2 separate regions of the Homo sapiens genome follow, and region 2 is linked to region 1. The links are chromatin contacts, found by Hi-C or POLR2A ChIA-PET in ENCODE. All regions are on one chromosome and are shown on one strand. The core of a region is the stretch at or near the end of the contact, and the rest is flanking DNA. Distances in the headings are between cores, read along the strand shown. Region 1 overlaps FER1L5 (fer-1 like family member 5). Region 2 overlaps FAM178B (family with sequence similarity 178 member B).

What was found. Hi-C counts contacts between places; a loop is a spot of excess contacts on that map. ChIA-PET counts read pairs that join two places held with the same protein, here RNA polymerase II (POLR2A). Pooled maps may share reads with other maps.
Region 2: a loop to region 1 is called in a pooled map of gastrocnemius medialis, with 2.0 times the contacts of the local background. The contact joins two enhancer-like sites. A Hi-C loop is called at or near these places in 1 of 50 pooled maps. POLR2A ChIA-PET finds 5 or more read pairs at or near these places in 2 of 52 experiments (T-cell and activated T-cell).

What each region holds. Positions count from the first base shown.
Region 1 is chr2:96,678,212-96,681,805 of GRCh38, forward strand. All of the region lies in intron 19 of FER1L5 (fer-1 like family member 5), which reads left to right. Among named protein-coding and RNA genes, the nearest start is that of FER1L5, 37 kb to the left of the region's middle. Within about 2 kb of position 1,865, at least 2 of the 41 ENCODE cell types and tissues checked have a DNase peak (open chromatin) inside an H3K27ac peak, as active enhancers do.
Region 2 is chr2:96,951,353-96,954,946 of GRCh38, forward strand. FAM178B (family with sequence similarity 178 member B) reads right to left here. Exons shown (of 17, transcript NM_001122646.3): 7 at 27-132. Among named protein-coding and RNA genes, the nearest start is that of FAM178B, 33 kb to the right of the region's middle. Within about 2 kb of position 1,824, at least 12 of the 41 ENCODE cell types and tissues checked have a DNase peak (open chromatin) inside an H3K27ac peak, as active enhancers do.

The DNA of each region.
Region 1 (3,594 bases), core at 615-3,114:
CCCGCCCCCCGGGTTCAAGCAATTCTCTTTCCTCAGCCCCACCAAGTAGCTGGGACTACAGGCATGTGCCACCACGCCCGGCTAGATTTTGTATTTTTCGTAGAGACAGGGTTTCACCATGTTGCCCAGCCTGGTCTCAAAACTCCTGGGCTCAAGCAATCCACCCACCTCGGCCTCCCAAAGTGCTGGGATTACAGGTGTGAGCCACTGCACTCAGCCTATTTTTATTTTCTATTCTTTGAGACAGGGTCTCGCTCTGACACCCAAGCTGGAGTGCAGTGGTGCAATCACGGGCTCATGGCAACCTGTGCTTCCAGGGCTCAGGTGATCCTCCCACCTGACTCCCAAGTAGCTGGGACTACAGGCACGCACCACCACACCTGGCTAATTTTTGTATTTTTAGTAGAGACGGAGTTTCTCCATTTTGTCCAGGCTGTTCTTGAACTCCTGGGCTCAAGCAATCCACCCACCTTGGCCTCCCAAAGTGCTGGGATTACAGGCATGAGCCATTGTGCCTGGCCACATCTTTTCATGTGCTCATTAACCATTCATTTATCTTCTTTAGTGATATGTCTATTCAAATGTGTTGCCTGTTTTTAAATTGCATTGTTTCTCTTATTATTGAGTTGCAATAATTCATTATATATTCTGCATACAAGTCCTGTACCAGATATGTGATTTGCAAATTGTCTGTGGCTTGTCTTTTCATTTTCTTAGTAGTGTCTTTTGAAGTGCCAACATTTTTAATTTGATAAAATCCAATTTATTTTTTCTTTTATGGTGTTATAGCTAAGAACTCTTTGGTTAACTCATGATTGTGAAGATTTTTCTCCTATTTTTTCTTCTAAGTTTTCTAGTTTTGGCTGGGTGTGGTGGCTCACGCCTGTAATCCCAACACTTTGGGAGGCTGAGGCAGATCACTTGAGCCCAGGAGTTCAAGACCAGCCTGGGCAACATGGCGAGATCCTACAGAAATTTTTTAAAAAATTAGCTGGGCATGGCGACACACACCTATAGTTTTTTTTTTTTTTGAGATGGCGTCTCGCTCCCTCACCAGGCTGGAGTGCAGTGGCACAATCTCGGCTCACTGCAACCTCCACTTCCCAGGTTCAAGCAATTCTCCTGCCTCAGCCTCCTGAGTAGCTGAGATTACAGGCGCGTGTCACCACGCCCAGCTAATTTTTCTATTTTTAGTAGAGACGGGGTTTCACCATGTTGGTCAGGCTGGTCTCGATCTCGTGACCTCGTGATCCACCCGCTTCAGCCTCCCAAAGTGCTGGGATTACAGGCGTGAGCCACCGCACCCGGCCACACCTGTAGTTTTTACAGTTTTACCTCTTACACTTATCTGTATGATTCATTTTGAATTAATTTGCATGTGAATATCCAGTTGTTCAAGCAACATTTGTTAAAAAGACCATCCTTTCCTCATGTGTTTTCCTAGGTTACATGTTAAAATACTTACTCTGTTCCATTGTTTAATTTTCTACATCAGAGGCTCCATTTATGGGTTTAGTGATTCTCCTTGGTTTTATCTGTATCTGTCATTTTCTCCCTGATCCTTTTTTGACCTATTCTTTCCATTTCATTTCGGTTACTTTTCTTATTTCTATCCTTATTTCCATGCCCCTCACTGAATTGTCTGCAGCATCTAATCTCCCGTGGACTACTTATGTTACCTTCCCATCTCTGTTTTTGTTTTTTCTTCTACTTGTTTTCTGAAGTTTACGGGCTCACATTGCCTCATAAGCTCCTGAGCTCCTTCAGGGAGTGTGTTTTTGCTGGCACTTTCTGCAATCTGCCCCTACTCAGCATGCTTCCCGCTGTCTGTCTTGCTAGTCGTGTCCCGCAGGTGGCTGCTGCTGCTGCGCTTCACCCCTTGGCTTCGGTGGCGGTCACAGTTGCTTTTGGCAGTCCTTACGTGTATTTTGAGTCTGCAGATTATATCTGTCTCCTTGGTTTGCTGAAAACTGAGTTATTTTCCTTCTGCTTGTTGCTTTTGTAAGTTCTCCAAGAGTAGGAGAGGAAAATTGCTGTTGTGTATCCTCACACTGAGAGCCCCAGGCATGCATCTCTGCTTATTTATCATTCCAGTCTTTCACTCAAAGGCCAGGGTCTGAAACTAGTGTCTTCCAAAAATCCCGGAAAACTATATTTTCCCTTTGAAAATTACCTCTTCCCCACTGTATCTCCTTCCGGAACTCACTCTGTCCTCTGTGGACCTTCTCATTCTGTCCTTCATATTTTTAAATCTCTTCCATATTTTTCATCTTGTCCTCTCTCTGGGCTGCATTCTAGATGATTTCTTCTAGATCTTCATAGAAAGTCCTTAGGTGACCATTCTATTTAAATTACTCGGCATCTCCCTTTTTCCCTTCCCCACTTATCTCCTTAGCATTTTCCATCTTTGACACACTGTATTTTACATACTGATTTTGGGTGTTTTGCCCCACTGTTTTTTAATTTCTTAAGTAAACTTTCAAGTAGAACATACCTATGGAAAAGTACACAAACCAAAGTGTCAAGCTCAGTGAATTATCACAAAGCAAACATGCCCTTGTAATAGCACTCAGATCACGGATCTGGAGCACTCCAGAGGCCCCTGTGCCCACCCCACCCCACCAAGGCCCTCTAGATCATTTGGATCAAAAGGAACAAGTATCAAGCACACATAAATGCAGCCCAAAACACTTTGCTTAACTACAGCCACTCCTCACCTCCATGGCATGACCATAGTTCACTGCAGCCTTGAACTCCTGGCCTCAGCCTCCCAAAGCATTGGGATTGCAGGCGTGAGCCGCCGTTGCCCTGCCTCTTTAAAAAATAATTATTATTATTATATTAAAAATCATATGGTGTATTCTTTTGATATCATGGTTTGTATATATATGTAGCCTGTGTAGCCTGAAGAGTGTCCAACAAAAAATTTAATTTAAAGTGGTCTCAGGTAGTTTGTTACCAGCCTGGGTAACACAGAGAGACCCTGTCTCTAATTAGCCAACCATGGTGGCTCATACCTGTAGTCCTAGCTACTCAGGAGGCTGGGGTGGGCTTGAGCCCAGGGGTTTGAGGCTACAATGAGCCGTGATCATGCCACTGCATTGCAGCCTGGGTGACAGAGTGAGACCGTGTCTCAACCAATCAATAAAACAAAGTGGTCATAAATAAATAAATAAAAATAAAGTGGTCCCTGCTTGGCAGTGTCCCAGGTAACTGGAAGAAGCAAGCCAATCCTCTCTGGAGAATGAAACTTTAGCCAGACCTCAGAGAATGCCTACGAAGTTCCAAGAAAGTGAGCAGCTGAGAACCAGTGTTCTCTTTAAAAAATAATAATTATTATTTTTTAAAGATAATTTGTACATTTGATATATGGTTTTGATATGATATAAAAAATCATATCGTGGTTTCTTTTGCTCACTGTTCTATTTGTGCAGTGTGTTCATAGATCCAGATGACATAGGGTATAGTCATAGCTCATTCACTGACTGCTGTGTATTATTCTATTGTGTGAACATACCATAATTTATCCTTTCTACTACTGAGAGATTTTTGAGAGATTATTTTATTTATTTATTTATTTATTTATTTATTTAT
Region 2 (3,594 bases), core at 574-3,073, 270 kb after region 1:
CCTAGTGGCAGGCCTGCGGTCCTCACCTGGAACAGCCACTGGAGCAGGGATACCGGGCAGTCAGGCATGTGCAGGTAGAGGATGTTCAGGAGGCCACTGCGCAGGAAGGAGAGCTGTTGGGCTGGCGGGGAGCTGGGAGGCAGAGGGCTGAGGTTAGGGGAGGCCTCTGTGCCAGCACACTTGTCTCGGTGACACCGCGGGAGGCTGTCACTACCCAGCTTCACTGGCTGTTGGGAAGCATATCTGTAACGCTAGAGACAAATGTGCTTTTCAAGCCCTCAGTGCATGATCTGTCAGAAGGAAAAGAACCCAGGCTAGCATCAGAATCACCTGCTCTTCTTGAATGTTGCGTGAACACACCTCATGGTGTTTAAAACACATGGCGGGTGGCTGGAGGCAGTGGCTCACGCCTGTAATCCCAGCACTTTGGGAGGCAAAGGCGGGTAGATCACGAGGTCAGGAGTTCAAGACCAGCCTGGCCAACATGGTGAAACGCTGTCTCTACTAAAAATACAAAAATTAGCCAGGCATGGTGGCATGTACCTGTAATCCCAGCTACTCGGGAAGCTGAGGCAGGAGAATTGCTTGAACCCGGGAGGTGGAAGTTGCAGTGAGCCAAGATCATGCCACTGCACTCCAGCCTGGGCAACAGGGCAACACTCCGTCTCAAACAAACAAAAAAACATGGTGGGGCAGTGCAGTCTGCCCTTTCCATTTGACCACAGGGGAAAGTGGAATATTTGCCAAGGGTGTGGAAAGGTGAGGAGTGAGGCCAGGAGTGGGTGTCTTAGCCTCGGGTTCCTCCAGCTGCAAGGGGCGGGCACGATTACCCCCACGAGGCCAGCGTCTCGCGATCTGGTTACACAGGGCGTTTCTGCTCTGCCTTATGTTTTTCAGATACAAAGGGGACACCTGAGAAGACCGGAAAATAACAGAAAGGGGCCCGGGATGAAGACATTCTGGGAAGGAAATACCAAACAAGAGTTCCATAGAGGATTCTTCAGAAACCATGTGAGCTGCAAGTGTCCCAGATTCCAGGGATGGGGGCGTGCTCAGACCAGCCACGCGGCTGTGGCTGTGACCGTGTGCCCATTCACACCACCCCCTCGGGCCTCTTCCTCCTAACAGGAGCTCTCAAAATCGGCGCTGGTGTGGAGATGAGCCCTGCCTTGGGGACCACTGACCCGGTAGATCACCTTGACCTACAAGATTCCAGATCTTTGCAAAATGAGTTGTTGAAATGTTTCATATGGTTGTAGGGCCTCTGGTAGAAGGTGCTTCAGAAGTCATTTTATAGGGGGTTGGCTGGACTTTGTCACCGTTCCTGAGCTCCTGGTCATCCCCAGAGAGCCTGGGTTTGGGGTAGGATTCTCCTACGTCCTGCGCATTTTGTGACCACCATCTTTGCTTGCTCTCTCTAGACCACGTCCCAAAGATCATTAACATGGATTCCAGGAAATGAAAACGTAAGTCACATTTGTTCTTCTTTTTAATGGCCCAAATGCATGCAAAGAACATTTCAGAAAGTACTTAACGTTGCCACCCTAGATAAAAAGTTTTTCAGTCAGCCCAACCTCCTCCTTCTGCTTCTCCTCCTTCTCCTTTAAAAAGGACATCATTTTTTAATCTGCCAGGAACAGAATGCTACAAAACAAAGATTATCCTCTGAGCCAAGCTGCTGTCTCTCTGAGAATGTCCAGGCAGTTTACAAATTGCATGTTTTTTCTCTAAGTCATTTAAGTTCAGAGGAGAAAGCAGCTTTGTTCCTGTGGTTGTGAAGTTTACCACCCTGAAATAGACCTTCGTTTGTACATACAAATACACGTGCACCCCAGGACTGCTGGCATGCTCCATTCTATCCACGTGCCCGGTCACATGGAGACTTTCAGGGACTGACCCCAGCAAGACGCATGGTTCAAGAACATGCACAGCAGCCCGAACGCAGACAATACCCATGTAAACAATGTCTGGAGGACCTTGCAAGTTGGCAGAACCCCGACAAGGGCCATGTGGTGAGGAGGCTGGCGCTTCAGGGACTCTGAGGAGACGCTGGCTCTGGCATTCTGCTGGAGGGGGCACCCCGCCAGTTTCTTAGTGGGAGAATTGATTGTACAAGGCCCTGTTGGCTCAGATCAACACATTTCTAACTGCTGCTCCAAGGGAGAGACCCCACAGTTGCAACATCTCCCTTCTGCTATGTGGGCTTTGCAGTTTCTGCCAGAGAAATGATTGATTGGCCTCTGAGTTCATTGCTGCTGAGAAAATTTTGTCTATGGGACCAGGAGCAACAGAAAGCCAGAAAGGACATAGTCCTGCTCTGCCCTGAGGTGACTGGCTTTCAAGGAATTCTGTGTTTAGGGTTAGAGGCAAGGACTCCCCTCTGCAGGCCGAGTGCATGCTCGGTGGGACGGGAGTGCTGCTTCTCCTTGGCTCAGCCACAAGCCCTTCCACGCCCTTCAGGTTATCACAGGGTGACCTCAAGCTTGGCTGCTGGGCAGGGAATGGGCCTTGTGCACAGACAATGCCTTAACTCTGGGGAAAGGAGGAGGATCCCAACAGCAGCACCTGGGCTGGGAAGCCTGGAGGAAAAGGGAAAAAGGAAAGGGGGTGGGAGGTGTGTGCAGTGAAAGCTCAAACGCCTTGGGTGACAGAATTGGCTGTTGTCAGAGTCACGTCCCCACATCAAGAACACGGATGCTGGGTCCAAGGGGGTGCCTCTGTCCACGGCCAAGCCAATGCTGAGGTCCGAAGTTATCCTGAGAATGTTGGAGGGCCCTGGAGGGAGAGACAGAGGGACAGAGCCTCCATCGGCAGCAGATACCATGCAGGCCTGGCTGAGTGGGAAGCCCCCAGCTGTCAGACCTGAGGATCCCATGAAGGGAGGTTCCCATCGGAGTCCTCAGCTGTGACTAGAGATGAGGAGGGAGCTGCTAATCCCCAGCCATGACAGCAATGACAGTGGGCAGGTGTCTGCCTCCACCCTCGCCGCCCACTGGAGCAGAAGGAAGCGAGGGAAGGACATCAGCTACAACGGGGAAACCCGCAAAACCAGTGACAGGAAATGGGGGCAGCTGGGCTCAGCACACGGGCCTTCCTAAGCAGAGCTCTGACCAGCTTCATCTTGGAATTTCTGTTCCTTATCACACCCAAGGGAAGATTCTTCCCGCCTCAACCTCCTCATTTATTTTATGGGCAGCAGTCCCAGAGGGCAAGGTCTCTAAATGCCTTTAGAATCCCAAGTGATGGCCGAAGGATAAACACCAAGTGTAGTTATTTATACGTATCAGCTCCTGGGCCTTTGCCAAGTTACTCAAATCAGTCTGAATAAAATGCCTAAATACAATAGAAACCAATAGCAACCAAAGCGTTCACCTATGGCCTTTTGCTTTCTCTTTCTTTGTTTAAACATAAGAGAGGCCAGATGCAGTGGCTCATGTCTATAATCTCAGAACTTTGGAAGGCCCAGGCAGGAGGATAGCTTGAGGCCAGGAATTTGAGACCAGCCTAGGCAACACAGTGAGACCCTGTCTCTAAAAAAAAATACAAAACTTAGCTAAGCATGGTAGTGCACACCTGTGGTCCCAACTACTTGGG